7 separate regions of the Homo sapiens genome follow, and all the other regions are linked to region 1. A link is a loop called in an ENCODE intact Hi-C map of the cell type or tissue named here. Cell type or tissue: endothelial cell of umbilical vein. All regions are shown on one strand.

Evidence for each region. Peaks named below come from ENCODE experiments on the same cell type or tissue, not always from the same donor. Only the 100,000 strongest peaks of a DNase experiment are listed, where the experiment ranks them.
Region 2: it touches region 1 in a loop (11-fold over the local background); 90 of 110 quality-filtered maps call a loop at or near these places.
Region 3: it touches region 1 in a loop (7-fold over the local background); 93 of 110 quality-filtered maps call a loop at or near these places.
Region 4: a loop joins it to region 1, with 6 times the contacts of the local background. A loop is called at or near these places in 104 of 110 quality-filtered maps.
Region 5: it touches region 1 in a loop (6-fold over the local background); 28 of 110 quality-filtered maps call a loop at or near these places.
Region 6: a loop joins it to region 1, with 5 times the contacts of the local background. A loop is called at or near these places in 22 of 110 quality-filtered maps.
Region 7: a loop joins it to region 1, with 3 times the contacts of the local background. A loop is called at or near these places in 6 of 110 quality-filtered maps.

What each region holds. Positions count from the first base shown.
Region 1 is chr1:155,321,192-155,325,191 of GRCh38, forward strand. RUSC1 (RUN and SH3 domain containing 1) reads left to right here. Exons shown (of 10, transcript NM_001105203.2): 2 at 497-1,939; 3 at 3,654-3,752; 4 at 3,911-3,987. The coding sequence starts at 583. RUSC1-AS1 (RUSC1 antisense RNA 1) reads right to left here and starts at 2,985. Exons shown (of 6, transcript NR_145424.1): 1 at 2,887-2,985; 2 at 1,052-1,246; 3 at 434-504. RefSeq lists enhancers at 410-1,393, 3,565-3,774 and silencers at 1,775-2,014, 2,305-2,534, 2,575-2,774, 3,115-3,484, 3,505-3,554. In endothelial cell of umbilical vein, a CTCF peak has its summit at 2,274 (motif pointing left); DNase peaks (open chromatin) are centred at 1,550, 2,130, 2,730, 3,200 and 1 weaker place; H3K4me3 peaks cover 3,338 bases; H3K27ac peaks cover 1,302 bases.
Region 2 is chr1:155,248,365-155,252,364 of GRCh38, forward strand. It overlaps ENTREP3 (endosomal transmembrane epsin interactor 3), which reads right to left. Exons shown (of 12, transcript NM_006589.3): 6 at 3,369-3,541; 7 at 3,138-3,237; 8 at 2,731-2,800; 9 at 1,912-2,457; 10 at 41-109. Among named protein-coding and RNA genes, the nearest start is that of ENTREP3, 5.1 kb to the right of the region's middle. RefSeq lists an enhancer at 1,551-2,153. In endothelial cell of umbilical vein, a CTCF peak has its summit at 2,489 (motif pointing right); a DNase peak (open chromatin) is centred at 2,527; H3K4me3 peaks cover 281 bases.
Region 3 is chr1:155,271,940-155,275,939 of GRCh38, forward strand. It overlaps CLK2 (CDC like kinase 2), which reads right to left and starts at 1,565. Exons shown (of 13, transcript NM_001294338.2): 1 at 1,262-1,565. RefSeq lists an enhancer at 2,158-2,658. In endothelial cell of umbilical vein, no CTCF peak of the experiment used is centred here; DNase peaks (open chromatin) are centred at 1,012 and 1,622; H3K4me3 peaks cover 1,578 bases; H3K27ac peaks cover 502 bases.
Region 4 is chr1:155,260,692-155,264,691 of GRCh38, forward strand. It overlaps SCAMP3 (secretory carrier membrane protein 3), which reads right to left and starts at 1,669. Exons shown (of 9, transcript NM_005698.4): 1 at 1,395-1,669; 2 at 966-1,043. The coding sequence starts at 1,460. It overlaps CLK2 (CDC like kinase 2), which reads right to left. Exons shown (of 13, transcript NM_001294338.2): 9 at 3,954-4,000; 10 at 3,777-3,859; 11 at 3,530-3,609; 12 at 3,259-3,349; 13 at 2,177-2,709. The coding sequence ends at 2,527. In endothelial cell of umbilical vein, no CTCF peak of the experiment used is centred here; a DNase peak (open chromatin) is centred at 1,700; H3K4me3 peaks cover 1,191 bases; H3K27ac peaks cover 618 bases.
Region 5 is chr1:155,590,047-155,594,046 of GRCh38, forward strand. It overlaps a transcript of MSTO1 not described here and the pseudogene LOC284620. Among named protein-coding and RNA genes, the nearest start is that of MSTO1, 18 kb to the right of the region's middle. RefSeq lists an enhancer at 804-1,383. In endothelial cell of umbilical vein, a CTCF peak has its summit at 1,968 (motif pointing left); a DNase peak (open chromatin) is centred at 1,945.
Region 6 is chr1:155,561,474-155,565,473 of GRCh38, forward strand. ASH1L (ASH1 like histone lysine methyltransferase) reads right to left here and starts at 1,330. Exons shown (of 28, transcript NM_018489.3): 1 at 680-1,330. It overlaps ASH1L-AS1 (ASH1L antisense RNA 1), which reads left to right and starts at 569. Exons shown (of 2, transcript NR_147964.1): 1 at 569-813; 2 at 1,777-2,471. It also overlaps a transcript of MSTO1 not described here. RefSeq lists silencers at 1,121-1,270, 1,321-1,460, 2,545-2,839 and an enhancer at 1,349-1,916. In endothelial cell of umbilical vein, no CTCF peak of the experiment used is centred here; DNase peaks (open chromatin) are centred at 1,708, 2,278 and 2,618; H3K4me3 peaks cover 2,546 bases; H3K27ac peaks cover 2,409 bases.
Region 7 is chr1:155,646,913-155,650,912 of GRCh38, forward strand. It overlaps the pseudogene LOC100419799. Among named protein-coding and RNA genes, the nearest start is that of MSTO1, 39 kb to the left of the region's middle. In endothelial cell of umbilical vein, a CTCF peak has its summit at 1,796; a DNase peak (open chromatin) is centred at 1,819.

The sequences.
Region 1 (4,000 bases):
CGGAGTTGACAAGCTGACGGCTGCTCCATCCTTTTCCTCTCCAGCCCCCACCCCTTTCCTGCATTCACCAGACAAACTCTGCGTATTGCCCCACCCCCATCCTCCACCTCCTTTCAGGGCATCTGGGTGGGTCTCCCTGGGTCCCTTCCTCTGGGAGTAAGGGGTAGGCTGGAGGGCAGGGCCAGATTGCGGCAGCAGGGACCTGGAGGTCCATTCTGGGCCCGGACCTCTTCCAGGCCCCCGCCCCCCTTCGGAGATCCAGAGCGCAGCCGCGTTCTCTGACCCTCCCGGCTCCATTCCCGGGGGGTTACATTCGACTCCATCTGCAAACACTGCAGTGGAAACTAATGGTCAGTCGATTGCGATTTGCATCTCATTGAAATATCTTCCAAAGCAGCCAGAGCCTTCAGGCCTGCTGCTGCCGTCAAGTCACCTCGGTGTCCTTCCCCGCAGCTCTTGTCCTCACTGGCCGGGCTTCACCACCTCTGTCTTCTAGGTCTGCACCTGTGGTTGCCAGGTAGGTGGATGTGAGAGACCCTACCCTTCTGGTTCTCTAGAAGCCATCCCATCGCCGCTAGCATCATGCTGTCCCCTCAGAGAGCTTTACTCTGCAACCTCAACCACATCCACCTCCAGCACGTCTCCCTGGGCCTGCACTTGTCCCGCCGTCCTGAGCTACAGGAGGGGCCTTTGAGCACACCCCCTCCTCCAGGAGACACTGGGGGCAAGGAGAGCAGGGGCCCCTGCAGTGGCACCCTGGTGGACGCCAATTCCAACAGCCCAGCTGTGCCCTGCCGGTGCTGCCAGGAGCACGGTCCGGGCCTAGAAAACCGGCAGGACCCGTCACAGGAGGAAGAGGGGGCTGCCTCTCCCTCAGACCCAGGCTGCTCCTCCTCACTCAGCTCCTGCTCAGATCTTAGCCCCGATGAGTCCCCTGTCTCAGTCTACTTGCGGGACCTCCCTGGTGATGAGGATGCCCACCCTCAGCCCAGTATCATCCCCCTGGAGCAGGGCTCCCCACTGGCTTCAGCAGGCCCTGGCACCTGCTCACCGGACAGCTTCTGCTGCTCTCCTGATTCCTGCTCCGGAGCTTCTTCTTCACCCGATCCTGGCCTGGACTCGAACTGCAACGCCCTGACCACCTGCCAGGACGTCCCTTCCCCAGGCTTGGAGGAAGAGGACGAGAGGGCGGAGCAGGATCTCCCTACCTCTGAGCTCTTAGAGGCGGATGATGGGAAAATCGACGCTGGGAAAACGGAGCCCAGTTGGAAGATTAACCCAATTTGGAAAATTGACACAGAGAAAACTAAAGCTGAATGGAAAACCACTGAAAACAATAACACTGGTTGGAAAAACAACGGGAATGTTAACTCTAGCTGGAAAAGTGAACCTGAAAAATTCGACTCTGGTTGGAAAACCAACACAAGAATAACTGATTCTGGCTCGAAAACAGATGCAGGGAAAATTGATGGAGGATGGAGAAGTGACGTCAGCGAGGAGCCGGTGCCCCACCGGACAATCACGTCCTTCCACGAGCTGGCCCAGAAGCGCAAGCGGGGCCCAGGGCTGCCCCTTGTCCCGCAGGCGAAGAAAGATCGCAGTGACTGGCTCATAGTCTTCTCGCCCGACACCGAGCTCCCCCCCTCGGGGTCGCCGGGCGGCTCCTCGGCACCTCCTCGGGAAGTCACCACCTTCAAGGAACTCCGGTCCCGAAGCCGGGCCCCAGCCCCGCCAGTCCCGCCTCGAGACCCCCCAGTTGGCTGGGCTTTGGTCCCGCCCCGGCCCCCACCCCCGCCTGTCCCTCCCCGAAGGAAGAAGAACCGACCTGGACTGCAGCCCATAGCGGAGGGGCAGTCCGAGGAGGGCCGGGCTGTCAGCCCAGCGGCTGGCGAGGAGGCCCCAGCCGCGAAGGAGCCGGGCGCGCAGGCCGGCCTGGAGGGTAAGAGGTCGCAAGAAGCGGGAGGAGGGCTGGGCTTCGGCCGCTCACGCCTCCTAGGCTTCCAACCCGGCCCCCTGTCTTCCCTCCATTCTGTGTCACCCATCCTCCCCGCCCCTTCTACCAGGGAGCGCTCCGGGAAAGGGAAACTGGGTGGGTCATTGGGTTATGGGACTAACTGTTTGCTCCCTCTTCTTCCCGCCCCTTCTTGCCTGGCTGCCCATCCCGCTGCCCTCCTTCCCTCTGCGCCTGGCCCCGCCAATCCCGCCTGCAGCCGGTCCCCTCCTGCTCCCTCGGCCCCTGGTTTTCCGGTTCTCGGCCGACGGGCGCCCCCTGTTGGAGGGTGGGGGCGCAGGCGCAGCTGGGTCTCTGCTCCTGGCTCCTCTGGCCGGGTGGCCCGGCGCCGGGCTGCGGCTGCTGGGGGCGCCGAGCCCCCCAGAGGAGCAGCTGCTGCCCGTCCGCCTGTCCCCGGTGGGAGCCTATTCGCCTCCGACTCGGGGAGCCTTGCCCTGCCTGGCCAGCCCCGAGCTGGCACTGCTGCTGTCCCCGCTCTTTCCCAGAAGTAGCACCTTCCCCGCCGCGGCTCCCCCACCCCGCCAGGTACCCGCCCCCCCGCTGCCACCGCAACCTCGTCCGCCGAAGGCCCCTCGCTGGACCAGGAGCCCATCGCCTCCGCCCAGGCTACGTAAGACGGACCCGGGCTAGCCCCGCGGGCCACGCCTCAGGCGGGCCGCCCCGCCCACTCTCGCCCGGCCCCGTTTTCGCTTTTTTTCCGGGGTTGCCCAGCTTAGTCCCGCCCTTCAGTTTAAGCCGACTCCAAGCAAGTTTGTCGGCCTTGGGGAGTCTGGCCCCGTTCCTAGTGCTGGAGGGGGAAGTTGTTGCCTTTCCTGCTCCGTGGGCCGGCCCCCTCTCCCTCCAGACCCACCTGGGCATAGTGGACGCGGGCTTACCCAGCCTCCATGCCAAGTCTAGGGGGTCCCAGCGAGTCTGTTGTTAGGGGCTTTGGGTCACACCCTCTGTGGAATTCCTTGGCCTGTGCAGCTCGGGCCTGCCCCCCGACCTTGCTAGGGAGGGGTGGAGGGTGAAGCTCCCGGGAGCTCATTGGCACTAGAGGTTCTGGCCACGCCCTCTCCGCGAGTCCAGTCCCACGCGGGATGAAGAGGGCACCCTCCGCCAAGAGGCTGCTGCGGGACCCGGGTTTCCCCTTTCCGGCGCCTTCCAGCCTCCCAATCCTCGGGTCTCGCCTCCCTCCGTCTCCTCCCTTTCCCCTGTCTGTCTTTCCATTGGTCCATGCCGCCCACGTGCTCCCCGGGGCTCCGCAGGCAGGACTGGGCCCCGGGGCGGTGCGCTGGGCTACACCTCCCTCCCCGCGCCCCGTCCTCTCCCGCCCTACAGGCCCTAGCAGGGCAGGCGGGAGGTGAGCGCGGCCATCCCGCTCCCGGAGTTCCGGGATCCTGGAGGTGGGGGCTGTGCCCTGAGGGAGGGCACAGGGAACCGGGATGGGGCTGGGGGACAGCGAGTGCTGGGAAGTGTGCGAGATTTCACTCCGGGGCTCGGGTCGAGCTACCCCGTGCTTCAGGCGGTCCTGCGCCTCCTCTCCCCAAGACCCTTCGGGGACACAGCACTGCAGACCCGCCGGAGACAACTTGTGCGGGAGCCCGGAGTCCTCGGAATAACACTTGGTAAGTGTTACCGCGCCCTTCTTCCCTTACGCCAGTCCGTAGTTCGTGGTCCTTCGCCGGTGTCCCCGGAGCCCAGCGGCTGTGGATGGCAGAAGCCCAGAGTGGGACTGGTCAGCTGCAGGAGCAGAAGAAAGGTAGGGCACCCTGACTCCCGACCCCGCGCTTCCGAATAAACTGCCCTTCGCCCCCGGCCCTGCTCTCAGGCTGTCCGAAGGCAGTCTCTCCACGCCCCTCGGGCAAGCCTGGGTAGGGGCGCGGCCTCCTAGCGTCTTCCCTTTCCCACTCCTCCCAGGTCTTCTGATAGCCGTCAGCGTCTCCGTTGATAAAATCATCTCGCATTTCGGGGCCGCCCGGAACTTGGTGCAGAAGGTGAAGGTGGCTG
Region 2 (4,000 bases), 73 kb before region 1:
GCCCAATCCCCATCCCTGGGGCGCAAACCACATGCCTGACCTGTATCTGCAGAGGAAACAGAAGCAGCTTCTTCCTCAAGCACTTTGGTATAAAGGTCCCTGAAGTCAGCTGGGGAGAAGAGAGAAAGGGAGACAGGGAGTGAGTGGAAGTGTTCTGTGGACACGCCCACCCTCCTGTGGGAACTCAAGCCCAGAGGAGCTTTCACAGCTCCCACGCTCCATCCCCAATCAAAGGGCCAGCATCTCTGTCCATATTAGCCAGCAACTAGATGGTACAATCCACCACAACAAGGACTGCAGTGGTGTTGTTCAGCACCTGGCGCACAGTGCTGAGCGTTCCCCAGTACTATCTCCTTTCTTATTTTTTTGAGATGGAGTCTCACTGTGTTGCCCAGGCCGGAGTGCAGTGGTACGATCTCAGCTCACTGCAACCTCCGCCTCCCAGGTTCAAGCGATTCTCCTGCCTCAGCCTCCCTAGTAGCTGGGATTACAGGCGTCCACCACCAGGCCCAGCTAATTTTTCAATTTTTAGTAGAGATGGGGGTTTCACCATGTTGGCTAGGCTGGTCTTGAACTCCTGACCTCAGGTGATCCACCTGCCTTGGCCTCCCAAAGTGCTGGGATTATAGGTGTGAACAGCCTTGCCCGGCCACTGTCTCCTTTCTCAGCATCTTCGAGTACAATGCCTATGGCTGAAGTACTGTTATTATACATGTTTTTTGTTTGTTTGTTTGTGTTTTTGAGATGGAGTGTGTCTCTGTCACCCAGGCTGGAGTGCAGTGGCATGATCTTGGCTCACGGCAACCCCTGCTTTCCAGGTTCAAGCGATTCTCCTGCCTTAGCCTCTCTGTTAGTAGCTGGAATTACAGGCGCGCTCCACCACACCTGGCTAATTTTTGTATTTTTAGTAGAGATAGGGTTTCACCATGTTAGCCAGGCTGGTCTCGAACTCCCGACCTCAGGTGATCCACCCACCTCAGCTTCCCACAGTGCTGGGATTACAGGTGCAAGCCACCGTGCCCGGCCTGAAGTACTATTATTATACATGTTTAACAAGTGACAGCTGAAGCTTGGGGAGGACAGATAAGTGGACCAAGCTGAGAGCTGTGGAACTGGTTTCAAAAAATAAATCCTTTTGGGAGGCCGAGGCGGGTGGATCACTTGAGGTCAGGAGTTCAAGACCAGCCTGGCCAAAAGGGTGAAACCCTGTCTCTACTAAAAAATACAAAAATTGCCCGGGCACGGTGACTCATGCCTGTAATCCCAGCACTTTGGGAGGCCGAGGCGGGCAGATCACGAGGTCAGGAGATTGAGACCATCCTGGATAACACGGTGAAACCCCATCTCTACTAAAAATACAAAAAAATAGCCGGGCGTGGTGGCAGGCATCTGTAGTCCCAGCTACTCACTACTCGGGAGGCTGAGGAAGGAGAATGGCGTGAACCCGGGAGGCGGAGCTTGCAGTGAGCCCAGATCGCGCGGCTGCACTCCAGCCTGGGTGACAGAGCGAGACACCGTCTCAAAAAAAAAAAAAAAAAAAAATATTAGCCGGTCATGGTGGCGCACACCTGTAGTCCCAGCTACTCGGCAGGCTGAAGCAGGAGAGAGTCACTTGAACCCGGGAAACGGGTTGCAGTGAGCCAAGATCATGCCACTGCACTCCAGCCTGGGCGACAGAGCCAGAGACTCCGTCTCAAAAAAAAAAAAAAATTCTCCTTTTTTAGCTGCTAAGCTATGGATGTTCTGTCCCTAGGAGGTGAGTACCTGAGAAGTGTCTACCAGAGGAGTGAACTCACCCTTTCTTCCTCCTCAGGGACCTCAACTGTGCCCCAATCCTGGTGGGCATCACTGGCCACCTAACTCCCAGTGCCTACCCTCTCCTGAGCCTGGGCAGTCGGGGAGGGGGCTCACCAGTGTCACTGGAGGTCGTGATGCCTGGGTCGCTGTGGGACCGTGGCAGCAGCAGCGGTGGTGGGGATGCCGGATGAGGAGGCCGGTGCCCCGGTGGGGTGAGGGAACCTGAGCTATCGCTGAAGCGACGAGTCGGGGCTCGGGTGGGCGGGGCTGCGGCTGGGCGGCCCCCTCCCCGGGGGACCCGCCGCCTCAGCTCGGGGAAGCAGGGTCCCACCCAGGGCGGCCAGCCCTCCAACCGGTGGCAGCTGCGGGCAGCTGTGGGGGCACCCAGTGGGGGTGGAGCTTCAGGGGCAGAGCAGGAATAGGAGCGGGCAGCCCGTGGGGGGCGCCGTGGCAGGGGGCTTTCCTCGAAGGGGCCCCGCAGGCCACAGTCCAGGCTGAGGCAGTAGCCGGCACGGCTGCGCTGGATGGAGCGAAAGAGAACGTAGTCCACGGAGCGCACGGAGCCCTGCAGCTCCAGCAGGCACGAGTCCTCCGACGGGCTAGAGCCCCCAGGGAGGTCACCAATGGCTGACAGCACCAGAGACCCGCTGTCCATGGACACTGTGGGCGGCAGGGGGCGCTGTGTAGCACCAGCCTGGCCTGGCCTAGCCCTGCCCAGGCAGTTCCTCTTCTCCCAAGCCCAGCCTCTAGGGGCCACTGTGCCTCCAGCTTTATCTCAGAGGAGAAAAATAAGTCCAGGGTTCCAAGTTGCCACAGCCCTCCTATGTCCCCAAACCACCAACTCCGCCTTGTTTTCCCCTTCTATTGTCTCTACCCACCCCAGCTATCCCTGGCAGCCCCGCCCTTGTCCACCCCTCATTACGCCCTGCTCACCGTCTACAATGGAGGCCACTCGTTCACAGATGCACGAGCCATCGTGAAGCTGAGGGTCAAAGAGAGTGGCCTGCAGAAGACACAGGGTCAAGGGTTCAGCCCTACACACTGAACACCCCCATGTGCTAGACAGAGCTCTGGAGACTTAGATTCCAGACCAGCCTTGTCCCTTTGTACAAGTCACTTAATTGTGCAGCCTCAGCTTCCACGTCTGTATGGCAGAAATGATAGCTTCCAACCCACTCACCTCACCAGGCTCTAGGGAAGATCAAAGGCAACAGTGGGCATGCTGGTGCTGTAAAGACCTTGACCACTGTTACTATCTTTATCCAGAGGCTACAGCCTGTTCAGCTTTCCAGGCTACAACCCGGCTCCCCAGCCCGCCCCAAGCCGTGCTGTGCTCTCACCTGGCTGTCTCCTCGTAGTCCCATGACTGCCTCATAAGAAGGGGGGCAATCGGTAGGGTACAAGGGCACTGGGCTGTCCATGGAGCCATTGTACGTGATGCTGGCAGATGAGGAAGAGGGTCAATGTAGGAGAAATAATTCCCCCTCCACAAAGATCCCTCTCTCCAGCAATCCAGGCCCAGCCCCAGTCCCCTTCCTTAGCTCCCCCAGCAAGACCCCACCAGGCCTTACCTCTGTGCATCTGTTTCTGAGCTGCAGGTATACTCTGGGGGATAGTAGGGCGGTGGGGGCACAGGCGGGACAAATTCCTCCAGGTCCAGCATGGTGTGTAGGAGAGGGGCTGGGGGCGGGGACGTGCAGCCCAGAGGTCCCAGTGGGCCTGAGACTGACCGCTCAGGGGCCAGCTGCTGGGGAAGCGAGCAGGTCAGCAAGTCTGGATTCTGGGAATACAGCTCCTCCTGGGCCCCCAAACTCCTCTCTCATCTACATTATTTTTTCTGGCCCTATCCCCTGAGAGAAGCTCTTGTTCTGGCCCCTCCCTCACCCAAAATCAGCTCTCCTTAACCCCACGCTCACCCTGTACCTCTAGCTCTGGCCCTGCCCACCCACAAATTCCTCTTTATGGCCCCACCTCCATCCAGAAGCTCCACACATTCTGTGTCTTCACAGGAATGTCCACCCTTTAGCCTCACCTCCATCTAGGACCTTCTTTTTTTTTTTGAGACAGAGTCTGACTCTGTTGCTGGAGTGCAGTGGCGCGATCTCAGCTCACTGCAACCCCCACCTCCCAAGATCAAGCAATTCCCATGCCTCATCCTCCTGAGTAGCTGGAATTATAAGGGTGTGCAACCATGCCCAGCTAA
Region 3 (4,000 bases), 49 kb before region 1:
GCCACAAAATACAGTCAGCATCCCATCTGGCCCCTCCACTCTTGTGCTTAAGACGTAGATAACAACTGTTTCTTGTGTTTTTTTTTTTTTTTTTGAAACGGAGTTTTGCTCTTGTTGCCCAGGCTGGAGTGCAATGGCGCAATCTCGGCTCACCATAACCTCCGCCTGCAGGGTTCAAGCGATTCTCCTGCCTCAGCCTCCCGAGTAGCTGGGATTACAGGCATGCGCCGCCACGCCCAGCTAATTTTGTATTTTTAGTAGAGACAGGGTTTCTCCATGTTGGTCAGGCTGGTCTCGAACTCCCAACCTCAGGTGATCCGCCCGCCTTGGCCTCCCAAAGTGCTGGGATTACAGATGTGAGCCACCGCGCCTGGCCAGTAAGTGGTTTTTAATTAATATCAGCCCTACTTAGCTGACAGCTGGCCACCTTCCAGTTAATGGAATTGGAATGGGATGGTTCACAAATCCTTTTTTTCCTTCAAGGAAAAAAGAGAAAAATCACTGTCACAATCCAGGAAGATGAGAATAGGAAGGCACAATAAAATGAAACAGGCCCAGGGACATAAGTCTTGGTGGGGGTGTATGAGAATCGCGTATGCAAAAGGTTTAATGATTCCGATGTCTGACCACCATTCTGTATCACTTCTTCCCAACCTCCCCAAATTGAGGAGGGTGGTATTTGATGCATTCTTGGTGTAACTGGGGCCGGTAGCATACCAAGCTGCAAGCACAAGATTTTCCCAGCATAGTTATCCTAATCAGCATAGCCACATAAATGCCATCTCACCACATACTACCATCAAACGGCCTCACAGCACTGTCCCCTCAAAACATCACTAGCCTACCTTTCTCAAGTTTGAAATCTTTTGCTTTTTCCTTTCTTACTCAGAAAATCCAGAACTCCTACAGGCAAATTCTTCCTGCATGTTCCAAGTGACACGGTGATGTATTCCTCCCCTCCAGCTTTGATTGGACCCGAGTCCAACTTTGATATTCCACTCCTTCACATCTCTGGAACCACTCCCATCCTTACTCTATCATCCCTTCTAGTCTGGTTCCGCCCAAGCTTCCTACAGGTCTTCTTGGTACATCTAACGCAGGCCGACCTCCTTCCCCCTCATCTCCCTACTCCGTCGCTTCGTAGGTCTCAACTCTCCTCCTCTCCAAATCTCGCCCCCGTCCCTTGCCCCCAACCCAAGCCTAACCCCGCCCGCCCCGCGGTCGCCATCTTTTCGCGCGGCCAGCCAACCCGCGCGCTCACCGTTCTGGCGGCGAGGCCCGTGCGCTTGTCCCACAGGAAGTCCGTGATGGCGGCGACACTGCGGCCGGAGTCCCGGCACCCCCGCGGCGACGAAATGCTGCTCCACCCCCCCAACCCGGGACCCTGGGACCTCCCGCCCCGTTCCCGGGCTCCGCTTCAGTCCCGCCCGCCCCGGCTCCGTCCCCGCCCCTAAGATCTGCTTGGCGCCGCTCGCACCGCCCCCGCCCGGGGCCCGATCCCAGCTCGGTCTCCGGCTCTGGCCTCTCCGCTCCGCCGCCGCCGCCGTGAGCGAGCACGTACGCACGGACCGACGTCCTGCGTCGCTTCCCAGCTACCCCCTGGGCTCCGCCCCCAGGACCGCGCGCGCCACCACGTGCTCACGTAGTTGGCAGGCATCCGCCTGTCAGAGCCTCGGAGGTACTGGGGGCGGAAGTTCATAGGGGCGAGGAGGGTCCACAGGGACAAGCTGGAAGCCTTCCAGGCCCGCTATGCCCCGCCTCCTGTCCTTTCCCACTCCGTCTTCAATCTTTTACCCTTTGCATGGAGACGTGTGGCTTAGTTAGGTTTGGAGTTTAAAAGAAAGGATTGTCATTGTCAATACAGTGTCGCTGCTCTGCAAGCCTGACTGTAGTGAGGCTTGATGGTGAAGTCTCATTCTTCTGCATAGCCTGAAAATAACCATTTCTTAAAACACTTCACCTACCTATCCCCAGGACAAAAGTCTGCCACCTTTTGTCATCAACAAAAGTTATGCACGACTCGGGGTGGGGACACAGCCATGGAGGAAAGGTTTGAGCAATGGAGGGTTGGAGAATCGGGTGCCGAAAAGGGGGACTTACTTGAGAACTGTATCCTAAGGTGGCTTACATAATGTGTGAGAAATACAAGTTTACTAGGGCCGGGCGCGGTGGCTCTCGCCTATAATCCCAACACTTTGGGAAGCCGAGGCGGGCGGATCACGAGGTCAGGAGTTCGAGATTAGCCTGATCAACATGGTGAAATCCCGTCTCTACTAAAAATACAAAAATTAGCCGGGCATGGTGGCGGGCGCCTGTAATCCCAGCTACTCAGGAGGCTGAGGTAGGAGAATCGCTTGAACCCGGGAGGCGGAGGTTGCAGTGAGCCGAGATCGGGCCATTGCACTGCAGCCTGGGTGACAGAGCGAGACTCTGTCTCAAAAAAAAAAAAAAAAAAAAAAAAAAGCGCGCATCACCACGCCCAGCTATTTTTTTTTTTCTTGTAGAGATAGTGCCTCACTTTGTTACCCAGGCTAGTCTTGAACCCCTGAGCTCAAGCAATCCTCCCCCATCGGCCTCCCAAAGTGCTGGGATTACAAGCATCAGCCACGGCGCTTGGCCAGTTTACTAAATCTTAAAAAAGAACAGGAAGGCTGGGCGAGGTGGCTCACGCCTGTAATACCAACACTTTGGGAGGCCAACGTGGGTGGATCACTTAAGCATAGGAGTTTGAGACAGCCTGGGCAACAGGGCAAAACCCAGACTCTTAAAAAAATACAAGGCCGGGCGCGGTGGCTCACGCCTGTAATCCCAGCACTTTGGGAGGCCAAGGCGGGCGGATCACGAGGTCAGGAGATCGAGACCATCCTGGCTAACACGGTGAAACCCCGTCTCTACTAAAAATACAAAAAATTAGCCGGGCGAGGTGGCGGGCGCCTGTAGTCCCAGCTACTCGGGAGGCTGAGGCAGGAGAATGGCGTGAACCCCAGGGGGCGGAGCCTGCAGTGAGCCGAGATTGCGCCACTGCACTCCAGCCTGGGCGACAGCGAGACTCCGTCTCAAAAAAAAAAAAAAAAAAAAAAAAAAAAATACAAAAATTAGGCCAAGCGCGGTGGCTCATGCCTGTAATCCCAACAGTTTTGGAGGCCCAGGAAGGTGGATCACTTGAGCACAGGAGTTCGAGACCAGCCTGGCCAACCTGGTGAAACCCTGTCTCTACTAAAAATACAAAAATTAGCCGGGTGTGATGGCAGGTGCCTGTAATCCCAGCTATTTGGAAGGCTGAGGCACGAGAATCGCTTGAATCCAGAAGGTGGAGGTTGCAGTGAGCCGAGATGGTGCCATTGCACTCCAGCCTGGGCGACAGAGTGAGACTGTGTCTAAAATAAAATAAAATAAAAAATAAAAATTAGCCATTCATGGTGTCTCCCACCTGTAGTCCCAGCTACTCGGGAGGCTGAGGTGGGAGGATCACCTGAGCCTGGGGAGGTTGAGGCTGTAGTGACCCGTGATCGTGCCACTGCACTCCAGCTTGGGCGACAGAGTGAGACTCTATCTCAAAAAAAAAAAAAAAAAAAAAAGAAAAGAAAAGAAAAAAAGAAAATGAGAAAGAGAAAGAGTTAGAGACTTTACAGAAGGAATTGAGAAGTGGTCAGAAAGGTCAATTGAAAGAGAAATAATATAATCTGAGAATAACGATATTAAAGTCAGGGAGCTGAGCAAGGTGGCTCACACCTGTAGTCCCAGCTACTCAGGAAACTGAGGTGGGAAGATTGCTTTGAGGCTGCAGTGGGTCATGATCACACCACTGCACTCCAGCTTGAGCAACAGAGCAAGACCCTGACTCTAGAATGAGTAAATAAATAAAGTCAGGAAATATTAGAGAGGAGCTGGATGAAGGATGGTCAGATGGAGGTTAGATCAGATAACCAGACATAGTTTAGAGAAGTTCCCTGGAATAGAACATGGAGAGCAATCAATGAAGGAGTCGGGGAGAGAGAAG
Region 4 (4,000 bases), 60 kb before region 1:
TCCCTCATAACACAGGAATCTAGAGTCTGCTTGAATACCTTTAGACCCAGAACTCATGATGTAAGGAAGCAGCCTTTCCCCCATTTGTTAGGAAGCTAGTTCTTCTGTTGAATTTCTGTCAGAGAACTCTATGATGACCTGTAGCAGCCTTATCATCCCTCATATCCAATTCCTTAGTGAGGACTCAAATCACTCATTTACCATATCTCCCCACTTAACTGTGTTTTTTTTTTTTCTTTTCTTCTGGGGATGGAGTGTGGGGTTGTCTCTCTGCCACCCAGGCTGGAGTGCAGTGGTGCAATCATCACTCATCGAAGCCTCAAACTCCTGGGCCCAAGCAGTCTTTCCATCCCAGCCTCCCAAGTAGCAAGGACTACAGGCATGTGCCACTACACCTAGCCAATTTTTAAAACGTTTCAAGAGATGGGGGTCTCGCTGTTGCCCAGGATGGTCTCCATCAAATTCCTGGGCTCAAGCAATCCTCCCACCTCAGCCTCCCAAGTGGGATTACAGGCATGCACACCATGCTTGGCTTTTTTTTTTAAGTTTTAAGTACCATGAAAACCCCTTAAATTCTTACAACTCACCATCTTCTAATCCAGTGGGACAAACAGGTGTAGTCCTCCTCATTCCTTGCTTTCAAACTGCACACCTAACCTAAACTCCAACCAGCCCCAACCTTTATTTTCTTCAAGAAAGCCTTCCCATACAGAACATTGGTTAAGGCCTTGCCAGCCTCCAGATCTTCCCAGGACTGACTTTTAGAGCTCAAACCATTTGGGTTGGTGGCCCTGGTGGCCCTAGAAGGATGAGGCATCCCATGGCTGACTAGCCTCTCTCAGGGAACTAAGATCACAGTGCCTCTTCCTTCCTGTGCATGCAGAAAAGTCCCCTGTACCCAAGCTAACTTGTCTCACTGGCAAACCCTTCCCTTCCTTGAACTCCTATGCTCTCCAGTAGCTCACCTCCCGGGTCTCAAAAGGGTTGTAGACGTCAAGCGTGGCATACTGCCGGCTGGGTCGGTGCTGGATCACAGCTGGGTCCTGAGGGCAGAGACCCGGGTCTCAGCTGGCACCCAGTGCCACCTAGGGGAATTCCCAGGGACCATTCCCAAACTGCCTGTGGCTCCAAGTACTGCACCTTCGGGGCCACGCCGTTGTCCCAGGACTGGGACAACATTTACCTCAAATCCATCATCCAACACTGCCAGCACCAGCCCATTAAGGGGCAGGGCCCGCCCCCCAGAGTGCTCACTGGTCTGGAGTCACTGTCACCCCACGTGGCGGCTCTTCCCAGGATCAAATGTCACAAATGGGGATACAAGTTAGCCCGACCCTACAGAACCGGGAAGAATCAACCTGACCGCCCAAAAGAGGCCGACTGGCGCAAGTCACCTGAAAGGGGTTGTCAAGCTCGCTGGGCTCGGCGAACGGGTTTCCGCCGTCTCTGCTCTGAGCCATGTTTGCAACTGCGGCCTCCGCGGCCCTCTGCCCTCCACGCCCCTGCCGCAGCAGTGGCGGTAGCGGTAGCCCTCAGAGTCCACTTCACTCGCCTCAGTTCGCCCCGCTTCTCTGTGCACGGATTGGTTCCACCGACCGGAAGGGCCACAAGGATCCCCGCAGCAGCCGTGGGTTGCGCCTGCGTCTTGTCCAAAAGCTAAGACGAAAGTGCCCCCACGTGATACCTCTAACCCAGTGCCCACAACCAACTACCGCCCCTCTTCCATGTGACTTCCTTCCACTAACGAACTACACTTCCCAGCAGGCCTCGCGTAGGAATCCGGCCTTCCTAGTCTCCCGAGATGGACGACGGGAGCCTTCTGACCGGTCGTGGCAATCCCCCCTAGGAGCCAGGTTGAGCACGTTTTCAACCTGAGTTTCTGGCTCTATACTGGGCCGCGGCCTAATGACTCTAGGAGTCAGATCTTTCCCAACTCTCATAATTCCACATCCGAGAAGTGCCACCTCATAACACTTCTCTGTTTTAATCTGAAAGAAATGCTGCCCCACCCATCACTACCCTCCCATATGATAAGGTGGACAGGGGAAATAAACTGGTAGCCTGGCTGTGCTTCATTTTGGAGGGTAAGGAGGACTCCCTTCATACCCAAACTCAGAAAGTTTGCCAATAGTTTCATCCCTCCACCCCAGCATTCCCAAACCTCCAACTCCAGGGATGGGGGTCAAATGAAGCACGTTATTTTATTTCACAAAGACTGTACAAAATTCCTTATAAAACATGGGGTAGATGCCACCTGGTTACCTCACTCGGCCCCCATCCAACTCCGTATGAGGGGGCAGGTGAGGGTGGAAACTGTGTGGATGGAATAGTATTATGTACAAGGCAGGGGTTGAAGTGATAGGTACAAGTTCTTTCATATTTACACTATTTCACATATTCACAGGTATATAGAGAGCCAGGAGGAAGGAGTGAACTCTGGCTCGTTCTCTTGTATAAAAAAGCACCAGTGTCCTGGACTGGACACCCACTGCTATAAAAGATGCAGGGGGGCCCAGGGCCTGATCGTCACCGACTGATATCCCGACTGGAGTCCCACAACTTGTTGGGCGGCTCAGCCCGAAGGCGGGCGAAGAAAGGATGCTGAAGGGCTTCACCCAAGGTCAGCCGCTTAGCTGGTTCATACTCTAGCATGCTTTCAATCAGATCGAAGAGCTGGTGGTGTTCCTCTGCCTCTGAGGTCAGATACCGCTGGTGGAGGAGGGCAGGAAAAAGGTGAGGCAGGATGCCTTACAAACCCTGCCTTCTTCAAGACCCTACCTTTCATTCTTGGAGAACCAAGGCTCTGCTTGCAACCAATTTGAAGGCTACCTAACCACGACCACACCAGGACCAACGTTTCTGATATTATAGCTCAACCTACCTTCCCACTAGCACAATTACTCCATAATCTTTGAAAGTTCTTTCTACTTGTATATCCTTGTCAACTTCATGAATCTTCTTTAGTTCCTCATTAAAATGTAAGCTCTTCAAAGGTAGTTTATTCTTTTCTGTCTGACCTAAAGAATCCAGGACATTGCTTTGATCTCTGGTTGTCTCAAGGTTAGGCTGTCTAACCTCCTTCCCTCCACAAAACCACTCCCTCTTATGTTTCCTCTGTTGACCAAAGATGTCTTCTTTCAGCTTTCCTCCCCTCCTTTCCTAACCCTCTGCTTGTGAAGAGCATTCCAGGGGGCAAACCACCCTAAGAAGGAAGTGACTTCTGGACGGTGGGCACTATTTATCCCGAGCCCAGCTCACCCGCAGCGGTTTGCAGTTCTCACGAACATAGCGCCCAGCTGATGTGTTCTCATCCCAATCCAGGCGACCCCGGTAAAAATATTTCTGCTTTCTAGAGGGGAAGGGGAGGTTGAGGAATCAGAAGGTCACCCTTGTTACAATTCCCTTATTTCCCCATCTGAAAGTAACTGGGGGGAGAGGAGGTATCAAAGAAAAAAGAAAATGATGTGAAATAGACCAATTCTGTGGAGAGAAAAGGAAAAGAGTTAACTAGTGCCCCCTCAAGGTTCACCTTGTCTTTCGGATCATCCGGGAAGGGATAGGACCCAAGATCCTTTCCATCATGGCTAGATGCTCTCTGTTGTCATGGGTCTGGGAAACAAAAACAGAACTGAGCATGGGACTGAAAAGGGCATGCTAAGGATCAGCTGCCAGGAAGGCAGGCAATGTGGAGAACTGAGTAGGCAGGTCCTCAGCAGAAAACAAAGGAACCAGGTAGAAGAATGCCAGGCAGTCAAGTAAGACATCCCATCACTTACCTGGAAGAGGGTGAATCCCACATAGTATTCAAAGATGATGCAGCCTATACTCCACACATCACAAGGCTGTGACCAGCCCAACTCTGGGTGAGAATGGGAGGGAAAAGGTGTTATGAGGCTTAGGTGGCCCCACCCTCACATCATCTCACACACTTGGACAGCCTTGCCCTCCCTTACCAAGGATGACTTCTGGTGCTCGGTAATGGCGAGTGGAGACAATGGTG
Region 5 (4,000 bases), 270 kb after region 1:
GTGGGGGCGGGGGTCTACATAGCTGGGACCTGACCCTGCAAGGTGGACATCCAGGACGGAGGAGCCAGAGGTCAGAAGTTCCGGAGGTAGGCAGTCCTTTGTTAACAGATCACTTGCTTTTCCATGGGTGAAGAGAGGAGCTCCAGAGGCCTGAGTACGATGGGGGGCAGCTGTCCAGCGACATCTAGGGAAACCCAGCCCCCAGCAGCAGCAGGAACTCTTGGGGACAGTCTGTCTTGTTGCAAAGGCCAGCACAGCAAGCAGCCTCCACATTAGTTCCACAGCTTGACTGGCTTCTAAAATGGGCATGTCAAGATCCAGAATCTCAAAGCATCCCCTCTTTGGCTCCATCATCCAAGGGTGAGAAACAGCAGAACCTAAGTGGGAGTCTGAGTCATCTTCTTGGTTCAGTTTTTAAATGAATTTTAAATACCCTCAGTCAAAAGAAAAATAGAAGGAGGCAGAAACAAAAGATATGAACCCATCCCAAAGCTGTTGGGCACTGCCACTTCTGGATGGCTCTAGTGCCAGCGGAGCCCCCATTCACTTCCATGTCAGACGTAATTCTTGGTAGGGTACTCAGAGGTCCCCCGAGAGATGGCAGGGGCAGATGTCCAGTAGCGGGCCATGTAATGGCTGGGGCCCCGTGACCCCCCGGAGGGGCAAGTGCAGCACAGCAGCCTGCCACCCAGCAACAAAAGGCCTGAGGCCGCCCAGCCCAAGTAGAGGGAGGCCCCCAGCTCCCACTTTTGGGCCTCAGCCACCAGGGGGTTATAGAAGTCCCAGATGATGGCATGCGCCGTCCAGCAAACGGGGATTAGTGTCAGGACCCCTGAGGTGACAAAGACAATCCCAGAGGTGAGCACCAGGCGGGCCTTGGAATCCTTCTCCTCCACACAGGTGGTACACTTGGCCCCAGCAAGGTAGACCAGCAAGCCGAACAGGGCCACAAGGAGGGTGATGACACAGACGGCACGTGCAGCCTGCAGGTCCTGTGGCAGCGCCAGCAGTGAGTCGTACACCTTGCACTGCATCTGGCTAGTGCTCTGCACCACTCAGGACATCCACAGGCCCTCCCACACCACCTGGCCACCACGATGCTGTTGCCGATGAAAGTGGTCACTTTCCACATGGGCAGGACGCAGGAGACCAGGCCATTCACCCAGCCCAGCAGTGTCAGGACGACTCCCAGGATCTGCATTCTGGCAGAGGCCATGGTGAGATTGAAGGAGCTGCACTGCGAAGGAGATATGCGAAATTCCTAGGCCAAGTCGACACTTAATATTAACCATCACGGTGATCTTCTAGATTGGCCCACAAATGCTGTTTCAGAAACTGCAGGATGTTCATTCTGGAACTGTACAGAGGCAATAGTACAGATGGTTGTTTTCTTTGGAAACAACAGTCTACTTAAGTGATATCATATATAAAACTTTAAGAACTAAAGATTTCATTTTGCTGTAGGCCAGGTGTGGTGGCTTACACCTGTAATCCCAGCACTTTGGGAGGCCGAGGCAGGCGATCACCTGAGGTTGGGAGTTCAAGACCAGCCTGACCAACATGGAGAAACCCCGTCACTACTAAAAATACAAAATTAGCCAGGCGTGGTGGCGCATGCCTGTAATCCCAGCTACTCGGGAGGCTGAGGCAGGAGAATCGCTTGAACCCGGGAGGCAGAGGTTGCAGTGAGCCAAGATCACACCATTGCACTCCAGCCTGGGCAACAAGAGCGAAACTCCGTCTCAAAAAAAAAAAAAGATTCCATTTTGCTAGCTTCTAATTTGCTTCAAAAAGTACCTGTAGTTTCAGCTACTTGGGAGGCTGAGGCAGGAGGATCATGCGGGCCCAGGAATTTGAGACTGTCCGGGGCAATATAGCAAGACCCCACCCTATGTCAAAAAAAAAGTATAACAAAAATTTCATCACATTACTGTAGAAATAGCACCACCTTGTGGCCCTTGAATAGTTTGTTTTCCACTCTGCTTTGTAAAGAGGCATGGTGCTTTCTCTCCGGTAGATAAAATTGAGTAGCGTTTAAGTAGTACTAGTGTGTGTTATTCAGATTGCTATGCTGAAGTAACAAGCCTTGTATTCTCAGTGGCCTAACACAAAGGATATTGTTTGTGTTGTGTGCATGTGTTTTGCTTTGTTTTTGCTGTTCCTGTCTTTCAAAACGGCTTTGCAAGCAAGATTGAAGTCTGGATGGAGGGACAAAAGTTTACCTTCTTGGGATACATCGCAACATGTAGCTTTTAAGGTGGGGAGGGAGAGATAATTTATACCTCACACTTAATTGGCTCTGATTAGAAAGGACACAATAACACAAGTTATTTCCATTCATAGGTGTTTAGCCAAAGGAATCACATGACTCCTCCTGTTTCTGCAAGGGAGGGTGAGAAGTGTAGAGAATGATTTGGATATTTGGATATTTCCCAAGCATTGCTGCTTCTGCTGTAATTTACAGTTATACATTCTCAGACAAAGCTGGAGTAACTCTAGTACTTGACAGTTACTTTTTTTTTTTTGAGATGGGGCTTCACTCTGTTTCCCAGGCTGGAGTGCGGTGGCACAATCTCGGCTCACTCCAACCTGTGGCTCCCGGGTTCAAGTGATTCTTGTGCCTCAGACACCTGAGTAGCTGGGATTACAGGCGCCTGCCACCATGCCCCGGCTAATTTTTGTACTTTTAGTAGAGACAGCGTTTCCCCAAGTTGTCCAGGCTGGTCTCGAACTCCTGACCTCAAGTGATCCACCCGCCTTGGGCTCCCAAAGTGCTGGGAGCGAGCCACTGTGCCCAGCTTACAGTTACTTTATATTAAATGGTTCAGAGGTTTCTGTGTATACCTAAATTTCCTACAGAGCAGTTTACTTTCTTTTTTTTTTGAGATGGAGTCTTGCTCTGTCTCCCAGGCTGGAGTGCAATGGCACGATCTTGGCTCACTGCAACCTCCACCTCCCAGGTTCAAGCAATTCTTCTGCCTCAGGCTCCCCAATAGCTGGGATTATAGGCGTGCAACACCACACCTGGCTAATTTTTTTGTATTTTTAGTAGAGACAGAGTTTCACCATTTAGGCCAAGCTGGTCTCAAACTCCTGACCTTAGGTGATCTGCCCACCTTGGCATCCCAAAGTGCTGGGATTACAGGCGTGAGCCACCGCACCTGGCCTACTGTTCTTAGTGGATGCTTTACATACTCCTTCACTGCATGTCTTCAATGGCAGATTCTTTATTCGAGGGCAAAAGACTAAGTACTTATAGTGTGTTAAGTACTCAGAGAAGGAGATACGAAAATGAATGAAATCTGATTCCTTCTCTTCCAAGCATGTAGCCAAGAAGACAAACATGTGTAACGTAACATGATACAATTCTAAAAAATAGATATTTTAAAGTGAGACAAACTTGGATGTGAATTCTGGTTCACCATCTACTAACTCTGTGACCTTAATCAAAATTACTCAACTTCCCTGAACCTTGTCTTCCCCATCATAACACAGGGTTGATAATATTCTGCCTATCTGCTAGGATTTCTAGGTTTAAAACTAGTGCATGTACAATACTGTATTGCCTAACATCTAATAGATACTCAGTTAACAGTAGGCATGAGTACAACACAAGGCAGTGTAATAAAATTGCCATTCGGGCCGGGTGCGGTGGCTCACGCCCATAATCCCAGCACTTTGGGAGGCTGAGGTGGTCAGATCACGAGGTCAGGAGATCGAGACCATCCTGGCTAACACAGTGAAACCCTGTCTCTACTAAAAATACAAAAAAACTAGCCGGGTGTGGTGGCAGGCGCCTGTAGTCCCAGCTACTCGGGAGGCTGAGGCAGGAGAATGGCATGAACCCGGGAGGCGGAGCTTGCAGTGAGCCGAGATCATGCCACTGCACTCCAGCCTGGGCAACAGAGCGAGACTCCGTCTAAAAAAAAAAAAATGCCATGCAATGTAAAGAGTGCTATTAGCAGTAAGGAAAGAGAATTACTTTTGACTGGAGGTGTCT
Region 6 (4,000 bases), 240 kb after region 1:
ACACATATCAACCTGCAAGGAACCTCCCAACATTTATTCAAGAAATAAGCTAACTTATAAGGGGAACTCCATTACACTTACACAAATAAAGGCAAACTCTTACGGAAACACTTGCCATCCTCACATACACACACCAACACAGCCGCTACACACCAACAGACCATCTGTCTGCTAGACCAAAAACATCTCTTTCCATGTACAAACTAACCAGTGACATTTATTAAACTTACAACACTGAGATCATCCTGTCGTTCCCACATACCGTTCAACGCGGCAGGGACACCACAGACCTTGTCACACAGGTAAAATCCCCTCTCAAGATCGTGTCCTCGACCACTCTTATCCCTTAATTAAACACACACAAACTGGACTATGGGGGAGGCTCCGATCATGCCTACAAACACAAACTAACCTGTCAGGGGCACAGCCGACTCCGCCTCCACTCGCTTACTTCCCAGCCCCCTCCGGGAGTCTGCCTGTCAGGGACACCCCTTCACCCCGCCTGGAGGGACTTCCCGGTAGGCTCAGGATCCCCCTCCCTGCTCTCCCCTCCCCCATCTTCACCACTGCTCTCTCAGAGATCCAGGTCCGGGAGATGACAGTGGCTCCCAGAAAGCCCAGGATTCAATCGCTGAGAGAGTGCTTAGGCCCGAATGCCGGCCCAAATCGTTCTACTCACCGTGTCGGAGGCCGAGGCCGAGGCCGAGAGCGATGAGAGTGCAGGGAAGTGGGGAAGAGGGGGTGGCCGCCAGGCTCCTCCGCTTCCCTGGGTCCACGGCGGATCCCTCCCGCTTGTCAGGAGGCGGCCAGCGGGTAAGCTGACTGGCGGAAATGCGAGAGAGGAGAAGGGAAAGGTGGAAGGCTAAAGGGGGCAAACTGAGGGGAGGCGGGTCCCGCAACCGAGACTGGGATCGTCTCCCCTCCGCAAAGCGAACCCAAAATGGCGGCGGGAGCGGCGGCGGCGGCGGCGGCAGCAGCAGAGTGGCGGCGGTGGCGGCGGCAGCTCCTCCAGAGGGAGGGAGCGAAGGGCGCCTAGCGCCCCCCTCAACCTTCCACTCCTTCCTCCTTGCGTTCTTTCCCACCGTCCCCCGCTCCGCCCGACTCCGTCCGCGTAGCGCGCACGCCCGCCCGCACGCGTACGAGTGTCTACGGGCTCGTCGCTGGCTGCTCCCACCAACCACCACCTTCGGCCGCCCCGCGCGCCAGCCAGCCCGTACGCGCTCACCCACAGGAACCCCCTCGTCCAGTCCCTCACTACCCCTCAGGCCCTGTCAAGCCGGCGCCGGCGCAGGCCCTCACGCGTACCTTCAACGGCGCAAGCCCAAGCCTCCTCCTCCTCCTCCTCCACCTCCTCTTCTCTCCTCCCCCCCCTTCCCCGCCCCCACGGCCACCAACCGCCGCCACGGCCGCCGCCGCCGCCGCCAGCCCCCCCTACCACCCTCCACCCCTCGCGCGTGCGCCTCCCACAATCCCCCCCGCGGGACTGTTCCATTCCTGTCGGCTGCAGGGGCAGGAGAGGAAGGGACGGGCCGAGCGGGTCGGGGCTTGCCGTTTGACTGGAATTGCCAGAATGGCGGACCGAGCCCCACGACAACCTACCTCCCTGGGCTCCTCGCCGCAGCGCTGCGGCTCGCCTCCCTCTGCTCCTCCTCCTCCGCCGGATCGCGGCGAGCGGATCGAGGACTGCCTAGCGCCCCTCTGCCCACCGGTGGTTGGAGGCCGCGGCGGCTGCGCGTTGAGTCGTTTCCTGCCGGTTGACCTGAGCCTACTTCGCAGTAGCAGGACCGCTGCTGTGGAGCTGGTCGCAGGCGGTGTGTGCCGGTCGCCTAGTCAGGAGAACTAGTCCTCGACTCACGGTGAGGGAATGGACCGACACGGGTATTGTACCGCTGAGGGAAAGGAGCGGGACTCCGGACCTCCAGGAGGTAGGGAGTGAGGCCAGTAGGACCGGCGCGCCTCCGGGGGGATTCCTCCCGGGCGTTGAGTTGCCAACCTGGGACCCGAGGAAGATCGGCGTGGTGGTGTGCTTTTTGTTGTTGTTAACCCTCCTCGGATTTCTCGAATTTCACACCACTGTCCATATGCGATGATGTTTGTTTGCCCTTGACGCACTTACTCATGGATGGTACTTCTTCAGCCTCGTTAGACAGCCTGGTGATGGAGGATGAAGAAACCATGTGCTTTTCATTCAGTTCTGGACTTAGTCTCCCTTTTCTTCCTTCAGCAAGTTATTTTTGTTAGTTCCTTATCAAAAAGTGTACATAAAAATTAGGCAACTCCAAACATGCCTCCAGGGTTAATGTGTGAAATAATAAGATAATATATGTAAAGTGGAATTAGCTCCTAGGCATAGGGAAAGTGCAGAATATTGCCGTGTTGTCATTTACAGTTCTGTTGATGTCGATAACGTTTGTGGGTGTAATTGGTAGTGTTCTGTCCCTCCAAGGAGTTAATAAAACAAAGCAAACATAGGCCTGTTAGGTTTCTGTGGCTACTGAATATTTGTTTCTCAAAACACTTGACTGATATTTGATAATTGAATGCAGCAGAAATACGGACGATTAAAGTCCACAAATAATTCCAAAGTTTACTTGATCTAGTAGTTTTTACCTTTACCTAAAGGGTAAAGCAGAATAAATTACCGGAAGGATCTACTTGGGTTTCCCTTTCCTTCACATTTGTGGACTCCTGGGGATCCAGGAAGTAATTCAGAAATGACTGTTCAAAAGCCCATGCAAGGCCGGGCGCGGTGGCTAACGCTTGTAATCCCAGCGCTTTGGGAGGCCAAGGTGGGCGGATGACCTGAGGTCAGGAGTTCGAGACCAGCCTGGCCAACATGGCAAAATCCCGTCTCTACTAAAAATACAAAAATTAGCCAGGCGTGGTGGTGGACGCCTGTAATCCCAGCTACTCAGGAGACTGAGGCAGGAGAATCGCTTGAACCTGGGAGGCGGAGATTGCAGTGAGCCGAGATGGTGCCATTGCACTCCAGCCTGGGCAACAAGAGCGAAACTCCATCTGAGGGAAAAAAATAAAAATAAAAAGCCCTTGCAACCTCCAAAATTCAAGTAGACAGTCCCAAATTTCCCCTTTAGGATACGTGGATTAAGTGTTGTTTACTTGTTTCGTTTCTTTAAGGTAAAGAGGAAAGCAGCCTTAATTACCTCATTGTATATTTTCCTAACCAAGTCCCACACTTTCATGGAGCCCACTTGTTTACCGATCTTTTGTTAGTTGCTTCATGCGTGCAAGTGTATTATGCTACCAATAACTTGTTTTATCTGAGAACAGGGACTATGTCTACTACTTAATTTACATAAAGCATCACAGGCTAGCGCAAAGCAAGTCACAGAAATATTGAAATGAGGCTGGGTGTGGTAGCTCACGCCTGTAATCCCAGCACTTTGGGAGGCCAAGGCGCATGGATCACGAGGTCACAAGTTCAAGACCAGCCTGGCCAACATAGTGAAACCCCGTCTCTACTAATAATACAAAAAATTAGCCGGGCGTGGTGGTGGGCGCCTGTAATCCCAGCTACTCGGGAGGCTGAGGCAGGAGAATTGCTTGAACCCGGGAGGCAGAGATTTCAGTGAGTGGAGATTGCACCACTGCACTCCAGCCTGGGCAACAGTGCGAGACTTTGTCTTAAAAAGAAAAAAAAAATCCAAAAAAAATCAGGTGGGCATGGTGGAGCGCCTGTAGTTCCACCTACTTGGTAGGCTGAGGCAGGAGAGTCGCTTGAACCCAGGAGGGAGAGGTTGCAGTGAGTCGAGATCACGCCTTTGCATTCCAGCCTGGGAGACGAGAGTGAAACTCCTTCTCAAAAAAAAAAAAAAAAGAAAAAGAAAAGAAATATTGAAATGAATGTTAGATACTTAAAATACCAGAAGAGAAAGACAATTAGCATTTGTGGACTACTGTGCCAGGGGAACACGTATTCCTGTTTAATCCTTATAATAAACAACACTTTGAGGTAGATAATCTTACCCTCATTTTACAA
Region 7 (4,000 bases), 330 kb after region 1:
GAAGTCTAAAGAGCAAGTGTGGCTTCTGTAGCACTTTTGAGATACTATGTCTTGATGAGGAACAAGCAGTGTTTTCTGAAATAAACATAGGTCTTAGCCCCACACATGACAGGTGAGCTAAGAACCAGTACAAGAAAGTGAATGAGGCTGGGTGCAGTGGCTCATGCCTGTAATCCCAGCACTTTGGGAGGCCGAGGGGGACAGATTATCTGAGGTCAGTAGTTTGAGACCAGCCTGGCCAACAAGGTGAAACCCCGTCTCTACTAAAGAAATACAAAAATTAGCCGGGCGTGGTAGCTCTCACCTGTAATCCCAGCTACTCAGGAGGCTGAGGCAGGAGAATCTATTGAAGCTGGGAGGTGGAGGTTGCAGAGAGCCAAGATTGTGCCACTGCACTCCAGCCTGGGCAACGAGAGTGAAACTCCGTCTCAAAACAAAACAAAACAAAAATTAACTGAGCGTGGTGGCGGGCTCCTGTAATCCCAGCTACTCGGGAGGCTGAGGCAGGAGAATTGCTTAAGTCCGGGAGATGGAGGTTGCAGTGAGCCGAGATCGTGCCATTGCACTCCAGCCTGGGTGACAGAGCAAGACTCTGTCTCAAAAAATAAATAAATTAAATAAATAAATAAATAAATAAAAGTGAACGAAGCTAATACAAATCTAGCAATGGATGAGAATCAATTTAAAAATTTTTTGAGTAGGCCAGCAGCTGTGGTTCACACCTGTAATCCCAGCACTTTGGGAGGCCGAGATGGTTGGATCACCTGACGTCAGGAGTTCGAGACCAGCCTAGCCAACATGATGAAACCTCGTCTCTACTAAAAATACAAAAAAAAATTTAGCCGGGCGTGGTGGCGTGTGCCTGTAATCCCAGCTTCTCAGGAGGCTGACGCAGGAGAATTGCTTGAACCCTGGAGGTGGAGGTTGCATTGAGGTGAGATTGCGATGACACTGCACACTAGTCTGGGCAACAAGAGCAAAAACTCTGGCCAGGCGCGGTGGCTCACGCTTGTAATCCCAGCACTTTGGGAGGCCGAGGCGGGCGGATCATGAGGTCAGGAGATTGAGACCACGGTGAAACCCCGTCTTTACTAAAAATACAAAAAAATTAGCTGGGCGTGGTGGCGGGCGCCTGTAGTCCCAGCTACTCGGAGAGGCTGAGGCAGGAGAATGACGTGAACCCAGGAGGCGGAGCTTGCAGTGAGCCGAGATCGCACCACTGCACTCCAGCCTGGGCGACAGAGCGAGACTCCATCTCAAAAAAAAAAAAAAAAAAAAAAGAGCAAAAACTCCATTTCAAAATATCTGCGTATCTGTTCTCCACAAAGATACCACATTAAATGTGTTTTGGGGGAGTGGGGTTGCAGAAGAAATCCAGAAGTTTTCCTCTGGAAATCCTCCACCTGGTTTATAAGCTACCCACCCTGCACACTGTTCTCTAGACAATGAGGTTAAGTGAGAATGGTCCTTCAGTATAGGTTTGCCTAGCTCACCTGGTGGAGTTCTGCTGGTCTCCACTTCTGGAGCAGTCTCAGGTGAGGCAAAAGTAGAAGGAGGCTTCTCAGCAGAGTCTCCAACTGCTTCATCCGTCATTTCATCCTCTTTCTCCAGGCTTTCCATTCCTTCTGCTTCTTCTTCTTCCTCTTCTTCCGGCTCAGAGTTCTCCTCCTGAGAATTCTCTTCTTCAGACTCACCCTCCTGACTCATGCGCCTTTTCAGATGCCAGCCAAGTCAGTTTCTCCATTGTTTCCTGTAAAACCCTCCAAAGAGTACTTACGGCTCCTAGTGGCTCATGAATTGCAGAACAGCACAGAGCTGTATCAGGATAATCTGAAGTTAAACAATGGGGAACCCACTACAGCTGTCAGAGCGGAATTCCCTGAGTTATGAAATCCCAGTGATAGCTGACATTGGGCCTGACAGCAGGAAAGTGGAAAAGATGCCTTTTGAAAACTTCTTCTTTACCCTGAAATTAGTTTTCCTTTGCCTTAGCCCATATTTATGTGCCTCTTCCTTTTTTTTTTTTTTTTTTTTTTTTTTTTTGTCTTGCAACAGCGTCTCACTCCATCACCCAAGCTGGAGTGCAGCGGCACAATCTTGGCTCACTGCAAACTCCACCTCCTGGGTTCGAGGGATTTTCATGCCTCAGCCCCCTGAATGGCTGAAATTATAGGAGCATGCTACCACGCCGGGCTAATTTTTGTATTTTTAGTAGAGTCAGGGTTTCACCATGTTGGCCAGGCTGGTCTCAAACTCCTGACCTCGTTTTGTGATCCGCCCACCTCGGCCTTCTAAAGTGCTGGAACTACAGGTGTGAGCGACCAAGCCTGGACTATTTACTATTTTTTTTTTTTTTTTGAGATGGAGTTTTGCTCTTGTTGCCCAGGCTGGAGTGCAATGGCGTGATCTTGGCTCACTGCAACCTCCACCTCCCAGGTTCAAGCAATTCTCCTGCCTCAGCCTCCCGAGTAGCTGGGATTACAGGCATGCACCACTATGCTCGGCTAATTTTGTATTTTTGGTAGAGACAGGATTTCTCCTTGTTGGTCAGGCTGGTCTCGAACTCCCAACCTCAGGTGATCTGCCTGCCTCGGCCTCCCATGCCTGAGATTACAGGCATGAGCCACCGCACCTGGCCCTATATACTATTTTTTAAGGCATTTAAAGTATGGTCAGGTGATTCAATTTAATGTGTAAACGAGTTTAATATAATAAGTAAAATTTCATCCTTTCCATCTCATTTCACCTCAACTCCACAATCATGTCCCATAATGCATTCACAAATCAAATACAAATGATTTTAGGACTATCCATAGTGCAGCAAGCAAGCAGGTGGCATATCAATAAGTTAAACATATTACTGAGTCCACAAAATACTTGAGAGTATTCTCTAGCTCTCACCTGGAGTTCTGGGACAGAAAGCACAGATTCCTCAGAAGCTGATGACATTTCATCTTCCTCATTTTGGGTGAGGTCATCAAAGTCATCTTCTTCCTCTTTTTCTGGCCTATCTTTCTCTCCTCCAGTTTCTGGTCCAACTGGGGTCCCCACTGACTGACCATCAACACTGGATGAGTCTTTGGGCTTCCCTGGGGGCTACTAAGCCTCACTTCAGGATTCATGGAGGATGAAGCATTATTTGGTGATCCTTTGCCCTCATCTCCCCCCAAGTTTCCTTCATTGGGGGTTCTTGAGAAGATGAAGGGGTTTTAGTTGGCTGAATCCTCTCTTCTTCCTTCTGTAAGATTGTCTGTTTCTTTACCTCTCTAGCACTGCTCAACTCCTCACTTGGGGAGCCAGTGTCTAATTCCACAGTGTGTTCTTCCTTGATGTCATCACAAATACCGTGCTCAGGGTGTTACCAGTGGACGGTCTTGACTACAAGTTGTCCAGGTTCTTGGCGTATTGAACAGAGAATGGAACAAAATGCACAAGCAAAGCAACAAATGAATGAAGCAACGAAAGCACAGATTTATTGAAGTGAAAGTACATTCCACAGAGCAGAAGCAGGCTTGGGCAAGAGGCTCAAGCACCCCAGTTGCAAAATCTTCTTGGGTTTGAGTACCCTTTAGAGGTTTCCTATTGGTTACACCCTTTGTAAATGAAGACGTAGCCCATGACCAATTGGAGGCTGAAGTGAAATTACACCCTATGCAAATGAAGATTTCGCCTGCGACCAATCAGAGGCTAAAGTGAAGGCTCCCTGTCTCCAGATCCTATTCTCCTGCCTCATTCCCCCTTGAGAGACTTAATATCAAATATTTACAGGAGGTAGAGGGACTGACAGTCTTTCTTCTGTAACTGCTTCATGCTGTTTGGGGCACTGTCCCTATCTACTTGGGGACCATGGAACTCTCACCCTGCTCTGTCTAGTGGAGACAGGATGACTTCTTGTTGGCCGGGGCTGGCATCATTCCCTGGATAGAAGCCCTGCTGCATGATCATTTGAAGCTTAATGGCCTCTAGGTGAGAAAAAATACATTTGGTTAAAAGATTTAAC